2 separate regions of the Homo sapiens genome follow, and region 2 is linked to region 1. Evidence: chromatin loops called from intact Hi-C (ENCODE). Cell type or tissue: dorsolateral prefrontal cortex. All regions are shown on one strand. Each heading gives the region's core, and the rest is flanking DNA. Links, peaks and the distances in the headings are about the cores only.

What was found. Hi-C counts contacts between places; a loop is a spot of excess contacts. Peaks named below come from ENCODE experiments on the same cell type or tissue, not always from the same donor. Only the 100,000 strongest peaks of a DNase experiment are listed, where the experiment ranks them.
Region 2: it touches region 1 in a loop (2.8-fold over the local background); 11 of 110 quality-filtered maps call a loop at or near these places.

Annotation. Positions count from the first base shown.
Region 1 is chr15:38,064,700-38,081,293 of GRCh38, reverse strand. LINC01852 (long intergenic non-protein coding RNA 1852) reads left to right here and starts at 8,304. Exons shown (of 3, transcript NR_147201.1): 1 at 8,304-9,246; 2 at 9,337-9,464; 3 at 11,354-12,482. RefSeq lists an enhancer at 7,961-8,826. In dorsolateral prefrontal cortex, for the core only: CTCF peaks have their summits at 8,144 and 8,347 (motif pointing left); a DNase peak (open chromatin) is centred at 8,283; H3K4me3 peaks cover 3,499 bases; H3K27ac peaks cover 5,975 bases.
Region 2 is chr15:38,003,498-38,020,091 of GRCh38, reverse strand. It overlaps a transcript of TMCO5A not described here. Among named protein-coding and RNA genes, the nearest start is that of LINC02345, 29 kb to the left of the region's middle. In dorsolateral prefrontal cortex, for the core only: a CTCF peak has its summit at 7,024; a DNase peak (open chromatin) is centred at 7,016.

The sequences.
Region 1 (16,594 bases), core at 4,589-12,588:
ATTTATTAAATACCAGAGGCAAACGAGATATTATAAAGTAAATTGAATCATACCAAAACAAATGACAGATTTTACAATTCAGCAAAATATGAAATATTTCTGTCTTAATGTTTTCAATGTGCCTATTAGCAACATAAATTGTGGTCTAAAAAGGCCATGCAGTCTTGCAACATTTGCTTGCTATCAGCATCTTAGAGGAAGTAAAGAAGCTGGGATTGTTCATCTTTCTGAAATGTATTGGGGGTAGGTTGATATTCTATCCGTATAAAAATTTTATTTCAAAAACCAGGATGTTGTTTCAAGGACTATGTGGGGGCATATCACAGGCTTCCTTATCAGGGAGGCACACAAATTCTTCTAAGACTCTTACTAATCTTTTAAATAAGATAAGTGTAGTATTGAATTTCAAAATATGGGCTCTTTCAGGGATAAAAGCAAAGTCATCATTTCTAAAACTGTGAAGGCAATGGAAATCTTTGTAAAACTATCTCTCGGTAGGGACCTATAGATCAATAGAAGCAGTTTAGTCCTTGAAAGCTATTATTTGGGGACTTTCTCAAATGTGGGAAAGGCAAGGTTTCTGGAAGCCATCTGGAAAGGTTTTGGCTTTGGCAATGATTATTAAGAAGAAATAATTACATGTGTACTAGTTTTCATCCAACAATTTTTTTTTTTTGAGTCAAGTCTTGCTCTGTTATCCAGGCTGGAATGCAGTGGCACAATCTCAGCTCACTGCAGCCTCTGCCTCCCAGGTTCAAGCGATCCTCTCACCTCAACCTCCTGAGTAACCGGGGTTACAAGCTTGTACCACCACACTTGGCTAACTTTTGTATTTTTAGTAAAGACGGGGTTTTACTGTGTTGTCCAGGCTGGTCTTGAACTCCTGACCTCAGGTGATTTGCCTGCCTTGGCCTCCAAAGTGCTGGGATTACAGGCATAAGCCACCCGTGCCCAATTAGAAAGGACCTTTAATAAGCAGGCAGGTTTTTCAGAGAATGACAACAGTGGAAATTACCTTAGGAGAAACAAAGATTAATGTGATCCTTTGACAATCTGTGTGAGAAGTTGAAGTCACATATTCTACCTTGCATTTTGGGTGTCAGGGAATCAGTAGCACCTTAAAAATAACTGCAACAGGATAAAGGGTGAGAGGAAAAAATAAACACTGTTGACAAATAGTTTATTAAGGAAGGAAGTAAAATGAAGCACACTGAACTAGTCATCTGCAGAATAAATATAGACAAGTACACTTCCAGAGATACACTAGAAAAAAAAAACTCCAACCCAAATACACTGAAAGGAGCCCAAGGATAGAGATAATAGCTAAGTGGGCTAAGATATTAGCTATTGTTTAGAAGGAAGAACCTCACATAGAAGGATAAATGTTGAAAATAGAACTGAGCATTACGTGGGGGAAGAAACCACTTTGACCAAAATATGTATATATATATAGCATTAGATGAGGCTCTTAACATTCTAAAGTGGTATGGGAAGGCAAACCATACTTTTTAAAGATGAATTTTCAAAGTGCATTAGAAAAGGAGTTACTACTTCTTATTACAGTTGCCAGGAACAGACAATTTAAAAGTTTAAGAAACAATTGTTTATCTAAATAAGTTTTGAATTGCTCTTTTTTTTCTGGGTAAAGGTACAGACATTCTTTGAGCCACAGGTCTAAAAGATTTTGTAATTGTTTATGTAATGTTTCCAACAGACATCAGCCCTCATGCTCCTTTAGACCAGCTTCAGCGAACCTTTTCCATAAAGGGCCAGAGAGTAAATATTTTAGGCTTTGCAGGCCATATGGCCTTTGTGGCAGCTCCCCAACTCTGTCACTGTGGCACAAAAATGGCCATAGAGAATACATAAGCGAATGTGTGTGGCTGCATTCCAATAAAACTTTATTTACAAAAACAGGTGGAAGGCTGCACTTGGCCCACGGCTGTAGTGTGCCAATCCCCGGCCCAGACCATAGGTTGCTTCCACGTGGTAAAATAATTGATTCCTGCTTTCTATTCTGTCCATCTTTTTTCTTATGACCATTTTCATTAAATTTGACCAAATTCTTTATGCTGTACTGATGTGATAAGTCACATTTGGGTTTTTATGTTTTCAGAAATGGCAGAGTTGAAGGTTTCTTTGATAGGCTTCTTCTATTCAGGAATGCTCTGTTTTAAGAAAACATAATATAGAAGACCCCAAATTTCAAAATAGTAAATAAAGGGGATGGTTATTCACCTAACAAGAATTTTCTTGCTTTGCAAAATAACTCCTTGAAGGGTTTCTCTAAAATGCTTCTGTCCTTCCCTGACACCACACTATTTATTTACAGACAATATCTTACTAAACAACATAGGAGGAAGCTGGGGAGAGAAAAACTGGCTAAATTATCAAAAAAGACTGTTAATTGAAGATCAACCTAATACAATGTATTTAAAGCAAAAATGCAATGAAAAGGAAAACAATATTTATGTACTTTTCAGACACACAATTACCATCTGAAAAAAGACAGTGGTATTTTCAGCTCTCTGCTTCCACTCCAGATTCCATGGCCACTTCGTTTATCAGTGCTAGTTTGGGTCCTGGTTCTGTGTGAAGTGAAATAATAAATATCTTGTATGTTAGCAACGATGGGCAGTCTACTGTTCACAGCAACAGGAAGTGTTCATTTTTAGATTGTAACATTATCTCTAAAAGATCAAGAATGGATAAAATAAGATTTGCTATTCAAGCTGACTAGACCCTGTATCCTGTAATTTCCTTTGACCACTAGAACTCTGCAGAAAGTTTCATATTTGAAAGACTTGAAAAAATTCATTGCAAAGGATTATTTCATTTTATTATTGTCTTTTCCACTCAAACATCTGTTTTTAGGAAACCAACATTAATTTTGATTAACTGAAGAAAAAAGCAAAGCAACTAATGCATGGAAAAAGTATTATTTCTATTAAGAAATATTTTCATTCTTTTGATTTTATCCATGTTTGGTGAACAGATGCACATTTGTGATAAACCAGTGAATTTTGAAAAAATAAATAATTTAAAATAAGTTAAAAGGAAATGTAACTAAAATCTCAAACACTTCAAAAAGAAAAGAAAAATATAATATTCTCCCTGGTAATGCTTCCCTTTTTCTTCATCAAACTAACTTATGGATAACGGGGTTTCTCTCGACTCAGTGATTTGCAGTGCATCTTTGTTTCTTACAACTTGGAAGTCGCATCATTTACGTAATGATCTTGAGGAAGAAAGAAAATGCAAAGGGAAGTATGAAATAGCTATAAATTTGTTTCCTTTTAGAGTAGACAAAAATTCGTAAATTCTAAATGATCTTTGTTATTTTTTAAAATTCCAGATTTACATAAGACAGGATCATACATCTAATGTCCTGCTAAAACCATGCAAGGTGAAAAGCTGGAAAAGATGAGCTCTTTATACGGGCAGAAACGTTGTGTTTCTGGTTGGTAGGGTAAAAATTCCAAGAGGAAAAGCTTGTACTAGTTAAATATGTGCTGAACGCCATCCCCTTCCATCGTCCCTGTCTTGTATCTTCAACTTCTACCTTGAAATCTTCCTCTCACTCTACAAACGTATTCACACCTCTCCCACTAGGGAAAATAGCCTCATGAATCCTGAATTCCAACTTAACCTGTTATCCTCCTGTCTTTTCTCTTTTCCTCTCAGCTAAGCTTCTTGAGAGAATAGTGTTTATTTCGTCTCCATTACCTTACCTCCTCAATTCACTGCATCTTTCATCCCCTAGCCTAGGAATTTTTTACTTAATTGCTAAATCTAGTGGGCCCTTTTAGTTTCCTTTTCTGTTAAGATAGAGGCATGCGTTGCCTTTTTTATTAAAATTTTCATATTGCCAGGCTTGATTCATTATTTGCATGTGTATCTCTTTCGGTAGAATGGGTGTCCCAGGAGGGCTGAGATGTTATTTAATTTGAAACCTTAAGATGAACACAATGCCTGGCCTATGAAGGTTCTTAATAAATGTTTCTTAAACAGGTTTTTCCCAATTGGACTGCAATGATTTTTAGAAATGCGCAAGTACCAGGGTATTTATACAAACTTGTATTCTTGTTGGTTTGTTTAAATCATGTGGCCTATCTTTCCACATGGTTTGGGTTTGAGGGGCTCGTTTCCTGTTTGTTTTAAAAGGTTTCTTGCTTTGAAACCATTTTGCTCTGAAACACCCCTGCGAGTTTAGTCCGCTCTCTCGGAGGAGGTCTGGGGCCTGCAGCGGGCCTCCCAGTCAGGTCTGGTGATGAAGCACGACATCGCATTGTTGGCTTAGCCGCCCGGGTGGTTGCCTGTTTGTGGGGAGAGGAAGTAGCTACATGAAAACCCTGGGGATGCCAAATGTGGCCTCTACATCCAGGCAACTGGGGCTGGCTCCAGTGCAACAATGGCCGGGTACTTCTGAAAGTGCAGCTGTGACACAGCTTTCCCAGCTCACATTCTCATCAGATGTGTCCTTTATGCAACTTTTTTTTTTTTACATCATTATAAACCAATCTCATCATATTCTAAAATTTTGGAAGATTCAAGAAAAAAACATTCCTATTATCTGCACACATTGATACTTTGAGGTTGTATTTGACATTCCTTTTTGCCAGCATTTAAAAAAAATTTGATTGTCATTGTAGGGTCCACTTTTTTCACTTACTGGATCATAAGCAGTCTGTTGCTATGTGGTTGTATAGTCATTTAAAATCAGGCCACTTTTATGCTACATTTTGTAAATAGGGAAATCTTGAGACATATATACCGTCCTGAACAATATTCCTGAAGAATTGAATTCCACTGTCGTCCATGAAACACAAAGGCCAGGTAATTCCCATAACTCCAGGTGATGCTGTTTCTCTTCAGCAGCTACTCCCTTTGTGTGGTCTTTCTACAAGTAGAGGTAAAGACACGGGTCAGGGTGCTTTTCTGGAGCAAAATTTGCACAATTTTACTGAGTGATTCCAGTCTCCGGAGACAATTATATACGCAGAGAGAGATTTTATGTACCAGAATATTTATTTTAGTGCTTCTTTTTATACGTATGATTTTTAAAAATTAGTAACAATCTACAATGCCCAACAATCGAGGAATGATCAGATAAGAATAGGATAGGATAATTTGAGTCTGAAGTTAAGCAGAAGTCAAAAAAGAGAGAAGTTGATCGGCATTTCTACACAGGTCAGTCAATGAACAAAGTATGTATCGTATTAACTCCAGATGAGCTTTGAATTGCTCAGAAAACACCAAAACAAAGGCAAGTTCGTTTGGGAAATATTGAGGAGAGGTTAAGAATCATTTCCATAAGACACAGCTGGGCAAATCTGATGTGAGAGAAAATGAAAATGTCAGTGATGTTTCCTGTCACTCCAGCATCTTTCCTACAGACTTTCTTAGTTCTGTGGTCAAAATTTGCTTTTGCTTTTATTTGAATATTTCCTGCTCCCTCCCACAATGATCTTCAAGTTGGGTATGCCAAAGCAGACCATTTTCCTTAAGACTTTATTTTCATTTTTTCCTCTTCTGGGATGGTGGAGCTCATAAGAAGCAAGAGAACGCCTTTGTAGCCTGGTGCAGCCAGAAGCTCTTGTTGAATCTTGTCATGACACGCATGACTCCTGAGATTACAGAGCCTTCCACATGAGAGCTGCTCTAAAGTCTCATGGACTAGCTATAAAATAGGAAGTTATAAAAAAGGACTGGTATTCGCCATTCATCGGAAGAAGAGCAGTGTTTATTGAGCGTCATGGTCATCACTAGGGCTGGTTACCATGCATTTTTAGTCCTTCTTGTCCCCTATTCTGGGCACAGGGCTGGAATTCATTTCCTGGACTTATCGTAGTTGAGGTGGTGTATTAGTTTTGACTAATGAGTTATGGGGGAAAAGTGATGTGTGTCAATTATAGGCTGCACATTTTATTAGCAGTATAATTAAGCACTGTCTTGTCCCCTTTGCCGTGACAACTAGCAAGGTTTGACACGATTGTTTACAGAGCATTGTTTAAAAGATAAAATCACAAGACCGCTCAGAATAGGGAGTGACTGAATTCACACTCTTTTGCTTTCTCAAAAGAGAGTTTCGGTGTGAAATTAGCAGGTCCTCACATGGCCTTCTTTCTTTCCAAGTGGGGTAGGATGAGGCAGATTCTCCCTCCTGTGGCCTTCAGGCATGCCATTGTAGCCCCTCCCTTGCTGAAACACAAAAACCTATGTCTTGGCTGGAGCTTTCCTGGCTTCCAAGTCTAGACCTCTGTGTCCAGTGTGTCCCCACGTGTTTGTGCCTCAAGTATCAGTGAAGCCTAGCGTGAAAGAGATCAGGCCCAGGAGTCACATTGTGTGACTTGGCCATTTAACATCTGTGTGACCTTGATAAAGTTAAAATTAACCCCTCTCAGCTTTGGTCTGTTTTCTGTAAAATGGGGGTAGTAATAGCATCTTCCTCATAGGCTATTGTGAGCATTCAATGAGGGAATGCGTGTAAAGTGCTTAGTATGGTACTTGGTATATGACAAGCACTCCTCTCTCTCTATCTGTGTGTATACTGATTCATTTTGTACATTTAGAAATAACCCATGCAAAGTAATCCTATCTCCATTTTAAGATTGTGAAGGTTTTTTCCTGCAGGACGAAAGAAGTCTTGGAGTAGCAAGTAACCAGTTTTTATTTCGTTGTATTTTTTAGCCACACCAAGGATGCAATACAGTCGGCCCTCTGTATCCGTCAGTTCTGCATCCATGGACTCAACCAACCGCAGATAAAAAATATTCAGAAAATAAATTCCACAAAGTTCCAAAAAGCAAACCTTGAATTTGTCCCACGCCAAGTACTACATTGAATCCAGGAGAATCAAGTGATGTGTAGGCATTGTTTAAGGCATCGTAAGTTAATTTAGAGACGAAGTAAAGTATAAGGGTGGATGTGCATAGGTTATATGCAAATATGTTGCATTTTATATACGGGACTTCAGCACCCAGGGTTTGGGTTATGGGTGGGGATGTGTCCTGGAACCAATCCCAACGGATACGGGGGAATGACTGTACTTTGAAGAGAGAGAGTAGCAATGTTCAAAATGCAGGAAGTGAAAGAAACACAGAGAGCATTCTTTGGAAAGATACTTGAAGGTTTTTTTCTAATCCTCAGCTCAAACCTGGGTTCCCACCCTTTTCCCACCAACTCAGAGAAAACTTTTTCTGACACAAAGGGAGAAAAGAAAACATATTTTTGAACAACACTTTTTTCTTGGAGGCTTTCTTTTTGAAAATTATTTTTAAGTTTGTTTGAGGCAATTTTTACTGGGATGAACCAGCTTCTTTTGGAGGGCGGACAAGTCTCTTCCCCTCTTAGATCTTATCTGCTTCTTATCTGTAAAATGAATGCATTAGGGTTGATAAGTCTTCCTATATCTGGTGTTCTTTGATTCTGCCATTCCCTGTTTAAGCCAGAGCCTAGGAATCTAGATCTGGAGGCTGTTTCTGTTTTAGATTGTGCACTAGAAATTAAGCACACACCGCCCCAACTCCCCCAGCTGCCTGAGACTTAAGAAAAAGTGAGACTGCAGTCCTTTGATTTGGCGTTAGAGCTCTCCGTGGCATTAACCTGTTGTTGGTCTAACCTGTGGGGCCAGAAGAAGTGTGCTCGAAATCTGTGAACATGGTTGCTGAACAAACGCGTTTTGGTTTCTTTCTTTTCCTTTTTTCCTTTTTCCCAGGAGTGAGGAGGGGGAGGAAAAAACTGGTCTTTGTTGTGAAGCCACGGTCCCAAACTTGAACCTAGAGGAATGTTAAAGCTCTGAAAAAAAGTTAGGGAGCAGCCTTGCAATTATGCACTCAGTCACAACAAGAGGGTAAGAACTTTCAAGGCACTGGATTGAAGAGACACAAAAGTCAGGAAATGACCCTTTCGTCGGGATTTCAGAGGCCGCAGAGGAGAAACAAAGTCCTCTCACAACTCGGGAAACTTCGGACCGTACCATCCCGAGGGGGCAAGGGTGGGGGAGGCCGGGAGAGGGCAGTGGAAATTGACATCTTCGTTCTCAACAAGCCGTGAGTAAACTGAGGATTTCCCGGCTGAAAGGACTCAGTGTCTGCCTGTCCCCGGCCCAGAAATGAAAGCGAGTTTCAGCCGATCCTCATTGTGGGGCCTGCTGAAAAAGCAGCCCGGGTCGCCCCGGCCAGCCCCGGCGTCCTGAATCGGAGCCCTGTGCGCGCCAGGCCGGGCCGCGCGCCCGGGTTGCAGGATGGCGTGCCCAGGCCAGCCCATCTGCGGCCGCGGGCCGGCGGGGAGGAAGCGTCCCTGGGGATGAATGGGGCTTTGTTCGTAGGCAGCCGCGGCTACCCTCTGCAGGCCCGGCCCGCACAACAGAGGCTGTATGCGAGAGGAATGGAAATGAGCCTCAGGCCCTGCCGAAGGAGCCCCATCCCCTTCCCCGCGCGGGGCTGAGGAATGCTGGCCAGCCGGAAAGGAACCCTCGCTGGGAACGCCGCTCTCGCGCCTCTGAAACCCCATTGAGAAGAACCCTTTGATGCAATTAAAGCGCATTTCATTGCAGGCCTGGGAGGAGGGAACGACCGGCAAGCTTTTTTCTGTCTCGGACGTGTGTATGCACCTTTGTGGGCCGGGTTACTTAGAGACCAGGCGGGAACTTGAGCTCCCTCTCTCGCAGACGTTCTGTAACATCAGAAAAGCGTACCCATAAACAGATTGGTTTTCACCAGGGGTGGAACTCAATTTGGACACGATCCAGGCTGACCTGCAGGCCGGGGTTCCTACTTTGAAAGGCTCTTTGGTGCGCCTTACACCCACCTTCCCTGCTGTAAAGGTTTAGGCGGAAAAGAAATTGCGTTTGCAGGAGGAAGTTGTTTCTGAGGTTACTGCTCAGCATTTTCCATTTTCTCAGTGGTGGGGTGGGCCGTGTCGCATATCCAGAAGTGATGTCACAGCCAGACCTGCAAAATGATGTAACCTGCAAGTGTTGAAGGACGACGATGGGACAGCTATTTTGATACTCGTATTATTTTATAACATTTCCCTGCTTTTTCCATTGAGACAACTGTGTGACCTCAGAAAATCCACATAGCCTCTCTGAACTTAGTATTTTTGTGTGTGTGTTAAAATGAGTATCACAAAGCCGGAGAACGAATGTGATGAAGTTCTGGGTGCTTGTGGAATTCTTTCTAAGTTGGAGGTGGACACTTTATCTACCTGCACAGGTGGAAGATATGTGGGTCTGGAACTCCGGTAAACAAAAAGATCCTATTGGGACCTCTATTTGGTTGACTTTGTGTCACTTTTTACTAGGGCTAATTGTCTAATGTCTCTTTCCACTAGTGTATGCCTCCTTGAGAACATGAACCTTTAAACAACAACAACAACAATAACAACACGAAGACAAAGTCCTGTCTGCTCTCCCAGGCTAGAGTGCAGCGTGCAATCGTGCAATCGCAGCCTACAGTAAGGTAGAATTCCTGGCCTCAAGCTATCCTCCTGCCCCACCGTGGCCTCCTGAAGGGCTCCGATTACAGGAGGGAGCCACTGCACCCAGCCAAACCTGTCTTTTATTCTGTATCTCCTGTGCCCAGAGCAGTCCCTGGCCCTGATAAGGGTTCAACAAATATGTTGAGTGAATGAACAAATACATTCAGGAGTGTAGGGATTGATACTAACTTGTTGGCTGTTTTCTGTTCCTTATAAATCTAAATAAGAAATAGGGAGAGCATGGTAGGTATTTGGGGTCCTCGGCGAGGCGTAAGTTCAGGAGAAGTTTGAAGGAAAGGGTAGGAAAACATTTTTGAGAGCACAAACATGCTACAAGTGTTTCCTGAAATGCCCCAAAGAAGAGTGCAGCACTCAGGTGGAGGAGTCATTTTTTCCAACTGAGTGGATGGTTAATACTGGCAAACATGAATCATGTTTTATATTCATAAGGAGTGTGCCTAGTCAATCACTGATTCTTTAAACACCCCAGAGAAGCAGGGCGGGAAGAGTAATGGCCATGCATGATGGACATCATTGTTTCTTATACGTTGCTCTAAATGTGTCCCCATGGTTCTTGTTATTTTGGGCCTGGTTTAGACTTCTATTTGGTTGTTTTCCTCTGAGGTCTGGAATACACGAATATGTTTTCCACTCAGAAAATCCAATACACTTTTGCATCCCAATCAGGAAGTTGATAAACATGAGATAGTAGAGTACTTGCTACCTTAAATATACCTCCACATGTCTGCAGGAAATACCATTCAAGTAATGCCTAGGTAAGCAAATGCCTGCTCCTGTCTTTTTCCCTCACTCTTACACCACACACACACACACACACACACACACACTGATCAGATGGTGAGTAATATAAAGTCTGTTTAAAGATGGGACCTCCATAATTCCTTGTTTGTGTCAGGGGCAATATGCGAAACACACGGCTGCCCACAACATTGTTTCTTGTCCTGTGGGTCCGTTTGGCTTTTTGTCTTGATGTGGGCATCAACCCTGAGAGTGGAGACTGTTTTTCAGACTGTCCCATTCGTGTCTATTTAACCAGGTGAGTACAACCCACTTAAAAATCTCACATGTGAGGTGATTCCAGGATAGAACAAAAGTTGTACAACAGTAACAGTTGTGGTTTCCCTCCCTTTACAGAACTAGTGAGTTTTCATCAAATCATTGGGTATTTCTGTTTCTTTCTGATTTACAATATGCTTTTGTAGAGCACCTTTATCCTCATTTCAGATTGGTCATTACTAGGCAGTGACTTGAGTCGATCTACCTGACACTAGCAAATAATCAATGATTCAGAAGGGATTAGTGAAAGCAAGGATCAAAGGTTCTTGTCTGATTACCTCCATAAAGTCAAAAATCTCAAGTGATCATGTTTTATAAATTTTGATTAACTTGTTTTTTTAAAAAGACTATACCTATTTATCTGGAAATACAATTCATTAGCACCTTTTATCTTAAAAACCTAGAACTCCACATGCTTGAGAATTGTGGATGAGGATGAAGTTTGCAGAGACAGGTCCCAGAAGAGAAAAAAACAAGGATGGTCATTCCGTACTGCCAATTAAGAAATAACCTCAGAGAGGTAAAGTGGCTTGTCTGTTGTCACAAACGGTGGAATTAGAGTTGGATCTCTATTCTCCTGATTTCCAAGACTGTCCTCAAGGCCTCTAGTGCTTTAATGCCAAGGAAGCCTGCTATTTAGATAGAGACCAGACTCTGCATCCCAAGGGACATAAGAAAGCTGCCTCGTCTGATTTGATAAGATTGAGATAGCCATATTGCATACTGCTTTTCCATTTTTGGAAGGTATACATTATTAGCTCAACTTCCCTTTTCTTCTGCCTTATTTGTCCAGAAGCCAGAAACGTGAAGAGAAGACCTCGCCTTGATTTGCCAGATGACCCCTGGCCTTTTTAGTCAAGTTCCTGGAGAAGTTAGGGTGGAGACTTATTTGTCCTGTGTTTGGGGCAATAAAAGGGGAGGGGCCGCCTCCTCCAGCCTGTTCTAAAAAGCCAAAAAGCAAGGCTATTTACTCAGACCTGGGCTACTAAGTGCTGGGGTGGCCCATGTTGACTTAAATGAGCCCTTGCAGTTAGGTGGGGCTCTCTGGAGCTGTTAGTCATGTGAGGTTGCCAGGGCAACTTAATGTCTTATGAGTTGGAATGCTTCAAGAAGTACAAAGAGGAGACTGCAAGAGTGCATTACAACTTACAGTCATATGTTCAATAACATGTCATCTTTCCTAATGGGGCTTTTATTTTTATTTTATTTTGTGGGATTGAAAGATCAGAAGCCGGAAATTATCTGGAGAGGATAAAGAAAAGGAAAAATTAAAGGAGGGGGCTATTTCTGTTCCTTATGTGGGCAGCGATTAAACAAGGAGAACATCTGGTCCTGGAGCGGGTCTCTGCAGCACTGCTTTTAATTACCCCGTCATTTGGTCTCATGCTAAATTAGTGACTGTGGGAGCAGCTTAGATCTCCAAACTGACAGCCCCGAAGAGCTCAACTCAGCCTGCCACATAGTCAGAGGGGAAACACGGAGCTTCCGGTTTCATATTTAAACCAGGGATTGACTCATAATTGTAGCTGTCAGGAGGGTGATGGAGACATTATGTAATCTGGTTCTTATGGCGATGTGTGTTTAAGGTTTCTGCTCTGTAAATTCCAGAGGAAATTTTGTGTCCATTGAGGGAGAGCTTGCTGGCTGCTCTGTGGTGTGCCCTGCAGGGTAATTACAGTGCTATTAAAGGTTCCTAAATCTGCCTGAATCCAAACATGAATGAATTTCCCCCTGAAAGGCCCTCCTGTTTTTCCATAGACTTTTAAATGTGGATGAGGTTAGGCGAAATCTGGCAAACTGCAAAGAGGCAGTATGCTGGCCCAATAGGGAAATGTAATAATGGCAAGCCATTCAGGTCCACAACTATTTTTTTTCTGGACCACATAGCTTCCCTTACTATTTCCCATCATTTCCAGTCTCAGAGATTCTGAAAGCGGACACCAGTTGCTTCTGGAAACAAAGGATGAAGCTGTGGATCATTAGTTCCATTTTCATGCTGCTTGTTACTTGCCTCTCAGAGGTTTCAGCACCTCTGTGGACTGGTGTAAGTTTGCAGGGCAGCCAGGGAAGGCTTGAGGCAGATCCAGTGTTTGCTGCCATCAAAAAAAAAAAAAAAAAAGAAAAAAAAAAAAAGAAAAAGAAAGTCAGATGAGGCTGTTTAATTTTAAACTAAAAAGAATGTGCTTTTAACTATTTTGCTTCAGGGAGACTTGTGGTATGATGTGATTGTTCTCTGTACCCAAGTAATATAAGTTTTGGCTGCATGATAAGAAGGATTCATTCATAGAGAATAGTGCTGATATTAGAAGAATAACAGTAAAGACAAAATAGAATTTTAAAGGGTGAATGGGAGTTATGGTGGTGGAGTGATGAGGACTGAAACCCTCAGACACCCCCTGATTGCTGATCTGGCTGACCCAGAGTTCTTGCATCTGTTTCTGTACTTTTCCTCTCTTTCTTAAAAAATCCCCAGTCCACCAGTACTTGGAGTGCTATACTTGGCCTTTTCATGACATCGCAGAAGACAATGGAATATAAAAAGTAGTTTTAGTCAAAATTAATAGCTACATGTGTAAAAATATGTCATCAAAATGCTGGCTATCATAGTCATCATCAATCAATCAATCATCATCATCTATATTGTAATTGATTGCAGTTAGGTGGTCTCTGTTGTAATCTCTATTTTTCTAGAAAAATGAACAATTGGGAGAATTGGATATTTGCCCGTTGGTCTTTGAAACATGGTACTGGGAGTGAGCAATGTTCACTTAGCAAGAAGATGGAAAGATCAGCACTTGCTTTCCTACCACGCCTTGGAAATTTTTATGTAAGGTCATCCTATAAGTAGAATGGCTTGTCTTACTATGGTGGACCACATTTGCATTTTAGCTTTGCTTACCTAGCTCCAGATATTCACCTGATATGAGAAAGTTATTTTAATGAAAATAATATATTTAATATGCTTGTGTATTTATACACATAGAAATGTATATTTAAAGGAACGATTAAAAATTACCCTTATTCTTTCACAACCTCAGGCTGTAAAATCTTTATTAGGAAATAGTGACAGTGTAACAACTTGATTTATTTTCTCCCACCAGGCTGAAGTTTTATATGAATATTATCCAGTCACTATAGCTTGGGACCTTATCATCTGACTGATGGATGATGCAGGGATGGATAATTTCATAAGTTGTCTAGCCAGAGTTTATTCATTTTTCTAGTCATTGAAATGAGAAGACTTGATATGACTCCTATTGAGATACTTTCAAAGGCAACCATCCTTGTAATGGATTTTCTCTGTCAGAAAATTAGGTATTGATTTGCCTATTTTTTTTTCCCTGTACTAGAACTTACCGACGGACTAAGGATTCCTCTTCCAATTAACCCATTCATGCCTGAGGTTGCAATTTTTGGAATTTTTGGAATCAGACCTTGGTGATGACCTTGAGCAGTAGGATATAAATAATTCCCACGTGCTTAGCATTCCAATAATGGAACACCAGGCTTAAATAGGTGAAGGGCCATTAGCTTATAGAAAACGATAATCGAAGACAACAAAACAGTATTATCCTGGGGGCTTAAAGAAATTAAACTGAGCATTGGATGCGGTCATCAATAGGACATTTCCCTTTCTTGTCTTTTCTGACTTCTCTATCCAACCACAGGCTTTCATCATTGAGAATGAAGTAGCCAGAAGGGATAATTACCAGAGATAATAACTTATCTTTGATTTTAAAACATTAAGGAATTTTTATTAAGATTTATTAATAAATACATTTAATTTAGTTTGATTAGAATTATAGCTTTAGCTTGGCCTAAAACTGCCCCACCTTTCTGGGATCCTCCCTTCAGTTTTCTGACTCTTGGGCCACATGTGTATTTAGTTCTGTGACAAAGAGCCCTGGCTCCTTCAGGCACGATGCCCACATCATCAAGGTTAGAGGCGATTATAACTGATATGGGTTGCAGTCTGTTCCTGTCCTTGTAAATTCCGGATTGTACTTGCTCACTCCTACTTTCTATCTTATCTTCTCTTCCTGAAGACCCATGCTGTGGACTTCAAGCTCCAGCATCAGGCACAAAGACAACAGCCTTACAAAGACTTTTTAACCAGCCCCCATTGTGTAAGTTCAAATCTCCATAATAAATCCACTCCTCCCAAGCAAAACACACACACACACACACACACACACACACACACACACTTCCTAATGGTTTTGCTTCTCCGATTGAATTAATATTACTAATATTAATGTTGTTATGCAGATATCAAAGACCTAGGTAGGATTGTCTCAAGCTCTATTCATTCCCTGTAGAAGTCCAAAGTCCTCCCTAAGTTTTCTCCAAATTCTGTGAAGTCCACATTTTCACGGTCATTTTTGGCACATCTAATTTGCACAAAAGACCCTACAAAGCACTTGTGAGTATAATGTATTTATTAAAACTTTTGGTGGCATGAGGAGACAGAAGTGCAGTTCATGTTGAAACAAAAATAATTTCAAATTTAACTTGACTCATCTTTATTTGTAAAATGTTTCTCCACTATCCCATCCTTAGCGAATAGATACCCTTCCCTCATCCTATAAAATCCCCAGCTTCACAACAGCTCCTCGGTGCCTCTCTCCTTCCCCTTTTTCTCTTCTGCTTTCTGTTTCTCCCAATACTCCCATCCTCTTGTTTTCAAGTGCAGAGAAGCTTAACTATCTCTCTTTTCTTTTATGCTAAGATTATTGTGGATGTACGTCCATGTCCTCAGGATCTAACCTTCTATTCCCGATGGCTATTGTTCCAAGTCAAATACTGTTGCAATAGTTAAGAAAACAAAAATGTTGCCTGGTTACAATGGTAACAGGAGCAGGAAGCATACATTTAGTGCTTACTATGATCCAAACTCCAAGGGCTCTTTATGTCTTGTCTCGTGAGATTCCTACAAAAATTCAGTGAAGCCTGGCATTATGAGTCCCATTTTAACAATCTTGAAATTAGATCATAGAAAGTAAAAAAAACACAAAAGCAACTACAAAACCTAATATTTATTGAGTTCTTATACATCAGGCACTGTTTTAAGCACTAAATGTGTTTTGTTTTTAAATTGACTCTTCACAACTCTACTAGTTAAAAAAATTATCCCCATTTTACAGATAAAGAAACTGAGACACAAAATTAGGCAATTTTCTCACAATAAATAAAAAGTGGTACTGTGTATGGAAACCAGGCTGCTTGAATCTGGAACTCAGAATACCGTCTGACAAGGTAAGAAGGTGTTTAAATGTTTCTCATGTAGTCAGTTTCCTAACTCAACTTCATGACACCTTTCCTGGCTGACCGAATATTTCAACCATCCTTACGTTTTATATTTTTCATCGCTGTTTAATTTTTTCTCCATGGTACTTAATACTGACACATATTTTACTTATTTATTTTTTTTAAATTTTCTGTCCCCACTACCAGGATGTAAACTCCGTGAGGGCAGGGACATTTCTGTCTGTTTTACTCACGATTGCATCTCCAGGGCTGATAGGAATGCCTTTCACATAGTAGATGCTCAATAAGTAGTTACTGAATGAATCAATAAATGAATATATGCATGTATGAAAAGCTGCTTACACAGAGGACAGGGCCTTCTTATTAGGTTTTGCAGATACGTCAGGAAAACCCCCTTTGAATGGAGTTTGAAAAAGCTCTAAATTGGTGGGCTTTAAATGTGATCAAACTCATGTTGGGAGACCTTCAAATACTGTGCTCATTTTCAGGCCACCTCATGTTCCCGTCTCTTCTCTGCCTCCCCTAGGTGTATGTGTTTAAATCTCTCCATCCTGGTTTAACAGCCTTCTCTGTGGGCCTATTCTCTAGAAAATTCTTTGACTTGCCAGTTTACTTTTCCCATTTATAAGATGGAGATAATTTTACTTCTAACAACTTCAGCAGGATTTGGAAGAGATCATTGAGATGATAGGAAACCAAACAAAGTATTGAATCTTGGGAAGACTCTGGCTATAGAAACATAAATGAAAATTAAGATAAAATCCTT
Region 2 (16,594 bases), core at 3,149-11,148, 60 kb after region 1:
GATCCCAGGAGTTTGAGGCTGCAGTGAGTTATGATTGTGTCACTGCACTCCAGACTGGGTGACAGAGCAAGGTCCTGTCTCTAAAAAAAAATTTTTTTAATTACATTTAATTTATCAAAAAAAAAAACCTCTGATGCTGTACATGTCATTATACATTTGTCCAAGTCCATAGAACCACAGCTGGGCATGGTGGCTCAAACCTGTAATGCTAGTGCTTTGGGAGACAGAGGCTAGAGGATTGCTTGAAGCCAGGGATACAGGACCAGTTTAGGTAACAAGGCAAGACCCCGTCTCTATGAAATTAAAAAAAAAAAAAAATTAGCCAGACATAGTGGCACTGCCTGTAGTCCCAGCTACTCAGGAGGGTGAGGTGAGAGGACCACTTGAGTCCAGGAATTTGAGGCTGCAGTGAGCTATGATTTTACCACTGCACTCCAGCCTGAGTGACAGAGTGAGACCCTGTGTCTTAAGAAAATAGTGAACTCTAGTATAATGTACCACTCTAGTGGGGGATGCTGACAGTGGGGGAGGTTGTGAATGTGAACGGGTAGGAGGAATATGTGACTTCTCTGTACTTTCAACTCAATTTTGTTACAAACCTAAACCTGTTCTAAAATGTAAAGTCTATTTACAAAAAAAAGGAAAATTGAAACTTCTGATAAACTGACCTATATTTTCCTTAGAAGAATTAACCAGAATTTGTATTATCCCATCCATGCAAAATAAATATTCTAGTTAGCTTTTACTTCCCTTTTCCTTGTTACTTGAGATTGAAATTACTAAGAATTTTAGTTCCAGATTGCTTCAGTTTTAGAAATATTATTAACTTCTATTTTAGTCATCTTTTTCCTAACAGTGCCATTAAGTTTCACAACATTATCTGCAATCATTTTGACTCAAGGATTTTACTGATTTCTTTGCCCACTACTATTTTATTGGTTTAGTTTCACATCTTCCTCTTTCTTGAATTCTTCACTATGATTTATTTTTCATTTTACAGAAGTCATTCTGGGGGCTCTTTTATTTCTCTCTCAGAATATATGGGTGGTATACTATCTGAGTCATTGCATATCTGAAAATATTCTTTACCTCCATACTTAGTGATAATTTTGATTGCATATTGAATTTAAGGTTTAAACTACTTTTCCACATAACTTCATAAACAGAGCTCCATTGTCTTTTAACATCTAGTGTTGTATGTAAGAAGTTCCATGCCCATCTAATTTTCATTTCTTATGCATAAATTGTTGTGTTTCTCTGGAAAATTAAAATATTTTAATTTTAATCCTGGATTTTGAAATCTGTATGTAAAAAAAAAAATAACATTACTGCTCTTCACTTACTGAACCCTTTTAATCTGAAGATAGAAAACTTTAGATCAGGGAAATTTTCTTTATTATTTCTTTGATTATTGCTTTCATTCATTTTCTCTATTTTTTTCGTTCTTCATCTCCTGTTACTATATGTGGAATTTTTTAGACCTATCTTCCATATCATTTATCTTTAATCATTTACATCTCTTTTTTTTGCCAGTTGGGTAGAATTCTATTACTTGTTTTTACAGGCCAACAATTTTTATTAATCTATTTTCATTCTACTATTTTGCCTCCCACTGAAATTTTACTTTTAAAGTCATGTTTTTAATTTCTAGAGTGCACTTGTTCTCCAATGGCTTTCTTTTTTGAAACCAGATTTCTTCATTTTACTAATTAATGGCCACTTAACTCTCTCTGAGGACAATAATTTTAAAAATTTCTTAAAGTTGTCTCCTATTTCTTGCTTTAACGCTCTTTACTTAGAGTTAAGTCTTCAGCTTAGTTATGTTGGTGCCCTTCTCTTAGCCTGTTGACTTTCTTCTTTGTTGTCTATTACTGTTTACCAGTAAAGGCTTGCCTTGATTAACGATGGTATCAAGTGTGGGTTTCTTCAGAATTTGTGAATGTCACTGATACACAGCCCTAAGCAGGTGTATTAGTCCATTTTCGCACTGCTATAAAAAACTACCTGAGACTGGGTGACTTATGAAGAAAAGAGGTTTGACTTATAGTTCTGCATGGCTGGGGAGGCCTCATGAAACTTACAGTTGTGGCAAAAGGCAAAGGGGAAGCAAGGCACATCTTCCCATGGCAGAGCAAGAGAGAGAGAGAGTGAAGGGGGAAGTGCCACACGCTTTCAAACAACCAGATCTCATGAGAGCTCGCTCACGATCACAAGAACAGCAAGGGGGAAGTCCACTCTCATGATTCAATCACCTCTCGCCAGGCCCTGCCCCCAACATACAGGGACTACAATTGGAGATAAGACTTGGGTGGGGACACAGAGACAAATCATATCTGCAGGCCTCCTTGCTTTTCAGATGACTGCCTGCGGTGCCCTCTGAGTACCCTTACTCAGATGCAGTGAGTAGGTGGGCACTTCTAAAAGCTGTGTTTTCTTCTAGGATGTTTTAATGGTAAGCAGACTGACAGAATAGGAGCCCCTCAACTGAGGAAGCAGGAACTTCTTATGATGAAGACAATGCTTTAAAAGCCTTTCCTGTACCACTGAGTGCTTTTTTCCTTTTCCTTTTCTTCCATTATACCGATCTAAATTTGAACAAGGCACAGCCATTTCTCTGGCTCCTCTCCGGCAGGCAGGTTACCATTTTTGTTAGGGAGTTGCTTTGCACAGAGCAGGATTCTGGCCCAGCTCCTGCCATATTTCTAAGACCCCACGCACTCCCATGCTTCCATGACCCACTCCTGCTTCTCGGAGATTTAAACTTTTCTGAACTCCGTTAGGAAACCAAACTATGCACTCCTCCATCACCCCTCCTTCTTTACTAGTATTAGGAGGCAGAAGTTTTGGCAATTAACTTATAAATTAATTTGATTCTATATGCTTTTATAATATCCAGAAATTCCTTAAGTTTCTGGTCATTTGCAGAAGGTTTCATTGCTTTCACAGGTGCTGTATATTTATTAGTATTTTTTTATGTCAGTGAAATTTTAGTGGAAGCAATGCAAAGAAAAAAACTTGAACTCAGTCCACTATCTTCAGTGGAAGACCCCTGGCCATATAAATACAGCCGTATCCTCTCTCTCTCTGTCTCTCATTCTGTGTCTCTCTTTCTTGCACTCTGTCTTTGTGATCCAGTGTTCATAATCTGTTCTTTAGAGGTTTAAATAGTTGGAAAAAAAAAAGCCTAGGTCAGGGTGTCTAACCCCTATGGTATGACAACAACAGCAACAACAAACTTTATTCTTTTCTCCTACTAGTAGTTATGGGTGTGAATAAACCCAGATAAACTTTTTGACAGTGTTAAGGCAAGCGGCAGAGGACACAGTGGTCAGAAAGGGAGGATTATAGGGTGATATTTCCAAAAATTTAAAGCAGGAGCATTCCATAATTTCCATTATAACTTAGGCCTTATTATATACCTTTCCTTTGTGCTTGGGGACTAGACTTTGCCCAGGCTGAAAGTATAACTGACCACTGCTCATTTCTGCGGCTCTGGAAGTTACCGTAGGTGCTTGATCCTGAGATGGCTCATGTATTCACTGGTGTTTGAGCAGAGATTGAACTCCTTTGCCATTTAGTCTTGCACCAAATCAGCACCCCTCAAATCATCCATCTTTTAGGACCACTGGATTATCTGTCTTAGGCTGGTTAATTTACTTTCAAGTTACCTTGGGAGTTCATGAGGAGTCCCCATTGCCCACAGAGCCTGATACAGTGGCTACACTGACAGGTTTTCGATTGCTCATAAGTGGCACAAATATTCTTGCTGGTCTTAATCTTCACTTTTCACTGTTATTGGCAATGGGCTAATATAAATTCCTTTTTCATTTCTTCATAATCCCATTAAAAAATAGACTTTATTTTTTAGAGCAGTTTTAGGTTCACAGCAACATTGAGCAGAAGGTGCAGAGATTTCCCATATAGCCCCTGCCTCCATACACACATAGCCTCCCCCATTATCAACACCCCCCACCATAGGGGTGCATTTGTTACAACTGATGAACCTACATTGACGTCCCAGTATCATCCGAAGTCCGTAGTTTACATTTGGGTTAACCCTTGGTGTTGTACATTCTGTGGGTTTGGATGGATATATAAAATGACACACATCTACTGTTACAGTATCATGCAGAATAATTTCACTGCCCTAAAAATCCTCTATGCTCTGCATATTCATCCCTTCCTTCCCCCAACCCTGGGCAGCCACTGATGCTTTTACTTTCTTCATAGTTTTGCTTTTTCTAGAATGTCATATAGTTGAAATCATATAGTAAAAAGCCTTTTCAGTTGGGCTTCTTTCACTTGGTAATATATGTTGAAGATTCCTCCATCTCTTTTTATGACTTGATAGCTCATTTATTTTTATCACTGAATAATAAATAGTCCATTGTCTGGATGTACCATAGTTTATTTATACATTTACCTACTGAACGCCATCTTGGTTGCTTCCAAGCTTTGACTGTTAAGAATAATGCTGTGACAAACATCTTTGTGAAAACACCTTTTGTGTGGACATAAGTGTTCAAATTTTTGGGTAAATACCAAAGAATATGATTTATAGATTTTATGATTAGGGTATGTTTAGTTTTGTAAGAAACTGCCAAAGCATATTCCAGAATGGCTGTACCATTCTGCATTCCCACCAGCAATGAATACAGTTCCTGTTGTTCCACATCTTTTAGCACTTGGTGTTGTCAGTGTTTTGAGTTTTGGCAATTTTAATGGTATTAATTTAATATCATTAAATGGTGGTTAGTGGGTATTCGTATCTTATTGTTTCCTAGTTGCATTTGACTTTCTGTCCTCTAATTGGAAAGTTCCTGTGATGGTTAATACTGTCAACTTGATTGGATTGAAGGATGCAAAGCATTGATCCTGGGTGTGTCTATGAGGGTGTTGCCAAAAGAGATTAACATTTGAGTCAGTGAGCTTCGGAAGGCAGATCCACCCTTAATCTGGTGGACACAATTGAATCAGCTGCCAGCAAATATAAAGCAGGCAGAAAAACATGAAAAGGAGAGATAGGCCTAGCCTCGCAGTCTACATCTTTCTCATACTGGATGCTTCCTGTCCTCTAACATCGGACTCCAAGTTCTTTAGTTTTGGGACTTGGACTGGCTCTCCTTGCTCCTCAGCTTGCAGATGGCCTATTGTGGGACCTTATGATTGTGTAAGTTAATACTTCATAAACTCATATATATATATATATATATATATATATATATATATATATATATAATCTTTCTCCTATTAGTTCTGTTCCTCTAAGAGAACCTTGACTAATACAGTGTCTTTTCCTTTAGGATCTTTAAGTGACTTAGAATTAATTATGCATTCAACTTTCTCTACTGCCATATACTGAGAGGCAGAAGGAGAGTACAGGGAACATAGAAAGAAAGGGAAACACATTAAACAATTTTAGTCTTGTGGGGTAGAACTTGCGGGGGTAGAACATGTGTGCACACACGCACTGAATGCCATTTTCACCTCTCTCTATCAATTCAGAAATCCCTCTAACTCTTGGAAGACAATTGAAGTAGCTACAGAGAGATTGGTATACCTAATGGTTTGCAGGAAGCTTATGTCATTAGTTCTAGCAAATTCATAAGCTAAAGTATTTCTATTTTATTTTTGAAGAAATTAGAAGGAGGGTTAAAGTTGAGGAAACAAAATTTTCTTGAAATTAAGAATGGGGAGCTGAAGGGAAATCAAGTGTTTGTAATCGATCGTATCTTGGTGTCTTGAAAGCCAGGGTCAGAGCAGGGAGGTTTTGAAATTCTTTTAAATGACAAAATGTACACGAAGCAAAACTAGGTAATATCCAAGAGACTTTAATTTTAGGAAGGAGTATATGATAGAAAGAATAATGGCCTCCCAAAGATATCTATGCCTTAGTATCCAGAACCTATGAATATATTACCTTACATGGCAAAAAAATATTTTGCAGGTATGATTAAATTAACTATCTTGAGGTGAGGGAATTATTCTAGATGATCCTCATGGACCCAATGTAATTGCAACAGTCCTTAGAGGGAGGCAAAATGAACAAAGTCAGATAATGTGAGGACAGAAGCAGGGGTCAGAGAGCAGAGAAGATGATACACTGCTAGCTTTGGAGATGAAAGAAGGAGTCATGAGCCAAGAAATGCAGTTCACCTTTAGAAGCTAAAAATAGAAACAGATTCTTCCCTAGAGCCTGCAGAAGGAATGCAGCCCAGCAGACCCATTTTTGATTTCTGACCTCCAGAGCTGTAGGAAAATAAATTTGTATATAGTTTTAAGTCACTAAATTTATGATAATTTGCTATAGTAACAGTATAAATTGAATCCAGATTATCTTAGTGATTGGTATCAGGAAAAATAAAATAGAAAAAATTATTTGCTATTTTAAATTATCACATGTTGAAGTAATAGAGTGGCTCATTGGGTCTATCAAACTCAAAATGTTCCATAGACTGGATTAAGAAAAGTGAAGCAATACTAAGGTGACATGCAGGGAATCATCTGTTTAAGAAGTCCCTAGGTGTTAGCACATTAGCAGAGCTGAGATTAGAGCTCCTATCACATCACTGATGACAAGAGTGTGGCTGTTATTGAATTACTGTCTCTCAGCTCCAAATCCACCCTTTAATGTTGTGCTTGATAGCCAAGATGGATCTCGTAAGCATTTCTTCTTTACCTCTTGGCACCATGTCAAGTTTTTTAGTAGATGGCAATAGAGGAACACTAGAGGGGGGGAGGGACTTCTTTTCCTGCTTTAGCTGTCCTTTTCCCTCCTTCCTGTGGTGCTTGGCCTGCCTATACAGGATACCCAGTGGAGATGACCCCTGGCAAGTTTAAGTGGTACTAGCCACAGGCAGCTTCCTGGAAAGGTGGCTTCTTTGTGATCTTAGCAACATCTTTGTGGGTGGCTTCTGGATGAGTTCTGTAGGTAACTTTTGACAGCCTTCAGTGAATTCATCAGCAGCCTCTGCTGACAGCTTCCTCGGGAGTTTCACTGGCACCCAGTGGTGGTTCTCTGTCTGCCACCCTTGGCCTGCAGACTATGGACCAACTGTGACTTCTCTCCTATCCTACAGGCTGAAGCCACAGTCCCTTTATTGTGATCTGTATCCCAGTCCTGAGGAAGAGGCCCCCTTCCAAGTTTGTTCCTTCTTTGGGTTCTCTCATTCAGACCTCAGGTAATCTTTAGATTTCTCTATTATCCCTTCTTGGTAGCTAATCCCCTATAAATGATTAATAATTCTTTACATTAACATTTCCTCTTCAAATTACTGTGTTCTTTCTGTCTCCTGACTTTGACTGATACTAGGACAGGAAGCCGAAGAAAGAATTAGTGTTCTGCATGGGACCAAGCTCACACATGAACATCACTTCTCATCAGCCTCCTCATCACAATTTTATGCTTCTTTTAGATATCATTTTTGTTCTAGCATGGATTTTGATGTTGCTTACAAACATTTCCTGAGTACATATTGTGTATTTGAGAACTAATCATAACATCTAAAAGCAGTGCAAAATGAGCAACACACATACACGTGTATGTGCACACACACACACACACACACGACTACTCCTATTGGGAGTTGAGACAACAGGCTTCAACATCAACTGTGTCCTTAACTAGCACTGAGAATATCAGAGAGAAAGCCCTCTGAGCTTTTCTCTTTGAGGCTTGATGAGATAAATTGAAGATATTTTCTGCTCAAAAAATCGATAATATTTGATTTGAGTGGTGTGAATGTCAAACAGCAAAATGTTAGTGAAACAAAAGGACAGTTTTGAAGGCTAGCCATGGATTCTGGGGCTGGTGAGAGGCACCGTGAGAGACATATGGAGTGACCATTGAGAGCAAGAAAAGATGTTCTGGGCTGGAAGTTGTTCTCCTTGTGCCAAATGCAAGGAAATCTATGAAAACCCTCTCACCACATAGAAGAAGCCATTCTTTTCTTTTTTTCTTTTTTTTTTGAGACGGAGTCTCGCTCTGTCACCTAGGGTGGAGTGCAGTGGCGCGATCTTGGCTCACGGCAACCTCCGCCTCCCAGGTTCATGCCATTCTCCTCCTTCAGCCTCCTGAGTAGCTGGGACTACAGGCACCCGGCACTGCGCCAGGCTACTTTTTTGTATTTTCAGTAGAGATGGGATTTCACCATGTGAGCCAGGGTGGTCTCGATCTCATGACCTTGTGATCTGCCCGCCTTGGCCTCCCAAAATGTTGGGATTACAAGCATGAGCCACCATGCCTGGCCAGAAGAAGCCATTCTTAGGCAACTACATAACAGACATATTTTTCAGAGCAGGAAAAGATACACAGAAACACGTGGAAGCAAATGTAAAACCATAAATCTACATAGACATGGTAGATTTTTATTTTAAAGTCTGAATTTTGGGCATTTGCAGATTGAACAACTGGGAACTTTTTCTATTAACAGTCCTGCATTCTATAATAAACAGACCAATGTGAATTAGATTAGGTTAGTATTCAAAAAAAAGGTCAGCAGGTGATAAAGAGCCAGGGCAGCTGTCAAATGAAAAGACTTGGTGCAGGTAACTATTCTGGATAGTTAATGTCCTTAGACCTAGTGACTCACTTCTAACAAAGACACTGCAGCAAAAGTGATAGGCTATCATTTCTGAGATTAAGTTTAAAAAGGTGTTGACTTCCACCATCGCACACACACACTCTCTCTCTCTCGATCACTGTCATGCTCATTCTGATGAAGTCAGCTGCTGTGTTGTAAGCTGTTGTATGAAGGGACACGTGTGACAAGAAACTGAGAGTAGCTTCTGTCCACACTCAGCAAGATTTGAGGCCCTCAGTCTACTATTATGCAGCACTGAATCTTCCTTAGTTCCTTCTTCACTCAAGCCTTGAGATGAGACCACAGCCTCTGCCGATATCTTGATTCCAACCTTGTGAGACACCTTGAGGGACAGACACCAAACTAAGCTGTGCCCAGGTTCCTGACCCACAGATACTGTGGGATAACACATTTGCTGTTTAAGTAACTAAGTTTTGTCACACAGCAATAGATACATAAAAGATGCTGGGTGCAGTGGCTCATGCCTGTGATCCCAGCACTTTGGGAGGACGAGGTGGGCAGATCACTTCAGGCCAGGAGTTTGAGACCAGCCTGGCTGACAAGGCAAAACCCTGTCTCTACAAAAATACAAAAATTAGCTGGGCATGGTGGCACATGCCTCCCAGCTACTTGGGAGGCTAAGGCACAAGAATCACTTGAACCTGGGAGACGGAGGTTGCAGTGAGCCAAGATTGAGCCACTGCACTCTAGCCTGGGTGGCAGAGTGAGGCACTGTCTCAAAAATAAATAAATAAGTAAGCAAATAAATAAATAAAGAGTATCGTTACACCGGTTTTCTGTGGCTGCTGTAACAAACTACCACAAAGTTGGTGGGTTAAAACCACAGAAATTTATTTTTTCATGGTTATGGAGGCCAGATGTCCAAAATCAGTATCACTAGGCTGAAATTACGGTGTTAGCAGGACCACACTCCCTCTGCAGGTTCCCCCTGCCAGCTGCTGACATTCCTTCGCTCGTGATAACATCATTGTAGCCTTCGTGGATGGCACTTTTAAATCTCTGTCTACCCCCATCTTCACATGGCCCCTTCCTGTGTGTGTGTGTGTGTGTGTGTGTGTGTGTGATCTCCCTCTGCCTCCCTCTTTTTTTTTTTTTTTTTTTTTTTGGAGACGGAGTCTCGCTCTGTCGCCCAGGCTGGAGTGCTGGAGTGCAGTGGCGCGATCTCAGCTCACCCAAGCTCCGCCTCCCAGATTCACGCCATTCTCCTGCCTCAGCCTCTCGAGTAGCTGGGACTACACGCGCCGGCCAATACGCCCGGCTAATTTTTTGTATTTTTTTTAGTAGAGACGGGGTTTCACTGTCTTAGCCAGGATGGTCTCGATCTCCTGACCTCGTGATCCGCCCGCCTCGGCCTCCCAGAGTGCTGGGATTACAGGCGGGAGCCACCGCGCCCGGACCTGCCTCCCTCTTATAAAGATACCTGCAATTGAGTTTAGGGTCCACTCTATTAATAATCCAGATCATCTCTTCATCTCAAGATCCTTACCTTCATCACATCTGCAGAGGTGCTTGTTCTATATAAGGTGACATTTACAGAGTCCAGGAGTTAGAACATGAATAATTTTTGGGGGGGCATTCTCAGCCTACCATAAATACCTACTGTTTTAAAGCTCATTATGCTCCAGATACAATGCTAAACACTTTATATGCATTTTCACTTACATGCATTTCACTTACATGTGTTACCATGCCTCATTTATATATACAGAAATGGAGTCTCAGAGAGCTTGAGTGACTTGACTCAGGTCACACAGCTATTTAGTGGTGAAGCCAGTGTGAACCCAGGCAATCTGACCTCTAAGTTTGGATATCTAACTGCTCTGCTGTGTTGCTTTCCCATTATATGCTTAAGCTAACTAATTAGAAAAGGGCATATCTATTTTCCTGGATATAATATATTTGGTGAGTTCTTACTAATGGTGTGACTTTTGGTATCTTTAGAGTTCCCAAATTGAAACGTCTTTTTAAGGAGAGGCACTTGAACTGGGAGGACCTTATCTAACATTTAGAATAAAAATACTGTTGCCTAGAGAATATAGACCAAGTAAATAACATTTCTCACATAATGAATCCTAGACAAGCACATCACATTTACACAAACCCAATCTCTGGTGTTGAAGGTCTAAAGAACTAGAATAGGCGAGCTGTGCTCTTTTGTGCAAAGCTCTTTAGGGGAACTGATTGCTTTGAGCACTTAGAGGCACTTCTCTATAATTAGTTTTGGATGGATTTATTTGGCTTTCCTGGGAAAAGTAGATCTAGAGGTGAAATCTGAATGAGGTTAGAGAAGAGGTGATTTTTGTGTTGATCAAAGTTCAAAATGAGAAGATACGTAATGGATTCCAGATTAGGATCTGTTCAGCATTTGCCATGCTATTCCTTTAACAGCTTGCTGATTTTCCACATATGACCCGGTAGTCTAAAAATTCAGATCACACAGAAACTTCAGTCTTGTTTAGATTTAGGATTTAGGCTTATGAATCTCTTTTTCCATATGTTTCTTCTTGGGGGCAGATTCTAAATTTAGGAAAGTAATGGTATCAGAGGCCTAAGAGTGATTTCTTGAGCTTTTGTTTTTATTGCTCATTATGATGGCATGGCAATCCCTTCCTCAATGTGACATGCCTGCACAGGTGTGCAGGTGGCTAAACGATTCAGAAGATGGTACTTGGATGGCAGATGGTCATGCGTTGTCTTGATTCCAACCACACTTTGAACATTCTGTCCCTCCTCTGACATGCCTCACTTCAGATGGCAACCTCATTTGGAGGTAAATTGTTTTTCACTGTGCTTTTCATGTTGGAGTTGACCTCGTGCCTGGCACTGTGTGGAATGAATTGGCCTACTTTCTGCCCCAGGGATATCAGAAGCTTATTGGTATTTAGTGAATGCTTTGTCATTTTGATCCTAGAAAATAGACCCTGAAGAGATCTTCTAATTTTACTAAGATTATCCTATCTACCTTATTGCAGTATCTCCCCAAGGACAGATGCTTTATGAATGAAGGAGTTCTAGAGTCAATTAAGTTGGGATGCTTCATAGAAAAAAGTGTTTTGAGGTCAAATGACTTTAGAAAATGTTGATTTCCCCCTTCCCTCTATCATCCCTGCAGCTAAAATATTGACAACCACACTTTATCTCTTTAGCTCCCCTCTGAGTACCACGGTCGGTATTTCTAGCATTTTTATAGTTTCCCACTTTCATCCAGGTTCTTTTCTTTGCCTGACGAATTTCTTCAGCAATCTGGGAGAGTCTGCACTCTTGCAAGTAAAACCTGAAAGTGTGGGTGAGTTTGGCTGGGCACGGTGGCTCACGCCTGTAATCTCAGCACTTTGGGAGGCCAAGGTGGGCAGATCACGAGGTCAGGAGATCGAGACCATCCCGGCTAACATGGTGAAACCCCATCTCTACTAAAAATATGAAAAATTAGCCAGGCGTGGTGGCAGGCGCCTGTAGTCCCAGCAACCCGGGAGGCTGAGGCAGGAGAATGGCGTGAACCTGGGAGGCGGAGCTTGCAGTGAGCCGAGATCGTGCCACTGCACTCCAGCCTGGGCAACAGAGAGAGACTCTGTCTCACAAAAAAAAAAAAAAAAAAAAAAAAAAAAAAAAAAAAAAAGTGTGGGTGAGTTTACACCCTCAGAACAACCCTCAATCATTGAAAAACTGGACTTGATAGATAAATGCCTAGGCCTCCCCACCCTCTGTTAAACAATTCCAAAGCCACATCATAGTTTCTTAGACAGATTCCAGCAGAACTGACCTCTAGTTACTCATGGCACTTACTTGTTCACTAACACAATTTTATTGTTTACTCATTTCCCTATCTCAATTTTCCCTGTCTCATTTGTGTCTCTTATTTTTGCCTTTGACATTAACTACCTGCACTCAAGTCTTTGAGAGTGTGTTTTAGGGGACCTTCTCCAATTCTTTGGGTACTCCTAATTTACAGTAGCTTTGAGAAGTACAGAAATGTCTCTTATCATGTTTCCTAAACATCATCCAACAGATCTTTTTTAATTTTAATATTCTGTGTATCTAATGTTCTTCACACTGTAGTTCCTGAATTGCTGTGGTTCCTGGAGATATTTCAGGTAGAAGTATTCTGAAGAGCTTCCCATAAAAGAGCCTACAGCCCATTTTTGTGTTAGAGTATCCTTTGCAAAAACCTCAAGGCCACAGGTCCACAAGGGACCTTATAGTGTATTTATCTCATTTTATCAATGGAGAAATAAAGACCTGGAGTGTTGAACTCTCATTTGGCTCAATCATCTGAGATTACATAGGAAGTCTACACACAAATTCTTTAGCCCAAGGGTCAGTAAACTATGGTTCATGGGCAAAACTCAGCCTGCTGTCTTTGTATATAGCCCACAAGCTAAGAATAGTTATGGCATTTTTTAATGATTGAAAACAAATTTTAAAATAATATTTCATGACATATGAAAATTAATATGAAATTTAAATTTTAGCATTGCTGAATAAAGTTTTAGTGGGACATGGCCACACCCATTTTTTTTTAATCCATTGTCTACAGCTGCTTTAGTGCTACAATGGCAGATTTGAGTTGTTGTGACAGAGACTGTATGACTTGCAAATATTTACTAGGTGACTTGTTACAAAAATAATAATATAAATATTAAAATAATATAAATATTAGCATTAATATAAAATATTTACTGGGTGATTTTTTACAAAAAAGTTTGCTAATCCCTGCTTTAGATTTCCAATACATGAATGGAATTGCATTATCTGCATAAGTCAATATAGTGTAGCCAAGAGATCATAGAGTTGGGAATAGTGCATAGGGATTTTATTTTATGCAGTGCTGCTAGCAAGCTTCAGTGGATTTTGGACAAATGAGGTCACATCTTTAAATATCAACTTCCTTATTTGTAAAATGAAGTGACTGGACTGAATGCTTCTCAGTGTTCACTTATGTTCTGTGTTTTCTTAGATTCTGTATTTGTCTATTTGGCATTCATTAATCACAGGGCCAAACCAGTGGGCAAAGTTGTTTACGTATCCCCTGTGAACAAGCTTTTGCAGGTGCTCAAAATCGTATTACAAATTCTCCAACCAATCCTGAGTCCATAAGCTCAACCACCTCATTTCTCTAACTCCCATACAACATTTCAATACTTTCCCTGCTCTGAATCATACCAGGCAACTAGACACCACTCCTATGCTATATCAGAGCCCACAGACATTATTCAAACTAGCCAGTACTAAGCTGTTTCTCCTGTCCCACCTTGCCTCTCATGAAGAAAACACAATAAAGGCTCTAGGCCATGCTCCTTCCTGCTTCTGCCTCCTGATCTACTCTGCTGCTTCCCCATGTGGCCTTGCATGGTGTGCTGTGCCTCTTGTTTCTAGGGGAACTGTGAGTAGCAACAAATTGTTCTTTCAATGGCCTTGACCTCTTCATATCATCACTCACTCCCCAGCAATAAATTAAGACTGGGTACAGATCACTTAAGTGCAAATAATTTATCATTCTGTGCAGCTATCTCAGATTTAACATATATAATATTGGAAGGGGGTTTGTTCCTAATGTTCAGCCTAAGCCAAACCTCCGTTATTGCTGTTCAGTTCCTTCGGTCTTCATCCATGAACTGTGAGAAAGAAAGTACTTAAGGCTGCATCCCTGCTGCACAGGGAGTCTTTGCCTATTTCTAAAGTTCATATGACCTGTTAAGAAGACTCCTGGTTTGCCTTCTTATAAATCAGAAGCTGAGATTCAGGAAAACTTTTTCATCATACAGTTTTCAATGGTCTTTTTTTCCTCACACTGCTCTAAATCACCGGAACCACTTGTGCTTTCTACTTAGCCCAGTATGAGCTGTAATGTATTAACTTTGCTCTAAGTTGTTTCCTTTTTACAATTTTTTATTTAATTAATTAATTTATTTTTAGAGACAGCGTCTTACTCTGTCACGTAGGCTAGAGTACAATGGTGTGATCATAGCTCACTGCAGCCTCAAACTCCTGGGCTCAAGGGATCCTCCCCTGACACCTGTCTCAGCCTCTTAAATAGCTTAGACTACAGGTGTGCACCACCATGCCTAGCTTTTTTTTTTTTTTTTTTTTTTTTTTGGTAGAGATGGGGTCTTGCTGTGGTACTCAGGCTGTTCTCAAACACCTGCGCTCAGCTTCCCAAAGAACTGGGATTATAGGCATAAGCCATTGTGCTCAGTCTGGTGTTTCCTTTTTTTTTTTTTTTTTTTCTGTCAAGTACTGTTTTCCAAAAGTTATCTGTCTTTTGGCACCTCCCCAAACAATTGGCACTGTCATTTCCCTTTTAAGGATCCTCTCTCTAGGTGCCCTTAGGAATAAAGGTTGATTAAGACCTACAAGGGCATACTGGTGGCACAAATGAGTAAAATAGACTGGGCATAATGCAATAGGGGTGATGGAAACCATTGTAAAGAAACAGACCTGTACTCTGTTAATAGCTGTTATTTCTGTTTGAGCAATTATTGTCACATGAGAATTCTGTCTAATAGTGACAAATCTTTTTACTCTTCAACAGAAGGGAGAGCAAGACGGCCAAATAGAAGCCTCCAGCAATTATACACCCCCCCAGAGGAACAACAAATTAAGCAATACAAGAAAAGCACCTTCATGAAGTTGAAAACTGAGGTGAACAATCACAATACCTGGTTTTAACTTCACATCACTGGAAGAGGTACTGAAGAGGGTAGGAAAGACAGCTTCGAATCGCCTCCATCACTTCTCCCTTAACCCATTTGGCTCAGAGAGAATCTGTGCACTTTGGGGAGGGTGAATGCAGTAACTGTGCAATTTTACATATGACCTCAGTGTTGTCCTATCACAGTGGAAAGCAACAGAAGGCAGAACTCAGTTGGCACCCACGGAGGGAGCATTTAGGCCAGCCCTAGCCAGAGGAGAATCACTTATCCTGGCTGTTGGAACCTGAGTTCCAACAAGCTTCACCAGCACCACTGTTGGCTAAACTGCTGTGGGGTTCAAAATAAACTTGAAAGGCAGTCTAAGCCACAAGCACTGCAATTCCTGGGCAAATCTCAGTGCGGTGCTTGGCTCAGAGCCAGTGGACTTGGGGCACACATGACCAGATGGGGTGGCCAGGGGAAGGTCACCTCTCCTCCAACCCCAGGCAGCACAGGGAGAAACTTCTTCCTTCTGCTTGAGGAGAAGAGAGGGAAGAGTAAAGAGGACTTTGTCTTGGAACTTGGATATCCACTCAGCCATAGTAGAATGGGGCACCAGGCAGAGTCCTGAGGCCTCTTTTCTAGGCCCTAGCTCACAGATGACATTTCTAGACACACTCTGGGCTAGAAGGAAACCCGCTGTCTTGAAGGGAAGGACTCAGTCCTGGCAGAATTTATCACCTACTGATTAAGGAGCCCTTGGGTCCTGAATAATCAGCAGTAGCAACCAAGCAGTATTCACCTTGGGCCTTGGGTGAGACTCAGAGCCATGCTGGCTTCATGTGTGACCCAGCACATTCCCAGCTGTGGGCCTTACAAAAAGAGACTCCTTTTGCTTAAGGAAAGAAGAGGTAAGAAGAGTAAGGGGACTTGGTTTTGAAGCTTGGGTACCACCAGCTCTACTCAGCGGTGTAGAGCACCAAGTGGGCTCCTGGGGTTCCTGATTCCAGGCCTTGGCTCCTGGACAGCATTTCTCGATCCTTCCTGGGCCACAGAGGAGCCTATTTCCCTGAAAAGAGAATCCCAGGCCTGGTAACATGCACCACAAGCTGACTGAAGAGTCCTTGGGCCTTGAGTGAACATGGTGGTAGCCAGGTACTGTTTGTTGTGGGCCTGGGGCAGTGGTGACCATGGGGAGAGACTCATCTGCTTGAGAAAAGAGGAGGGAAGAGTGAGAAGGACTTTGTCTTAAAGCTTGGGTGCCAGCCCAGCAGTAGTAGAATAAAGCACCAAGTAGATCCCTAAGGTTCTTGACTCCAGGTCCTGGCTCCTGGATGACATCTCTGGACCCACACCCACCAT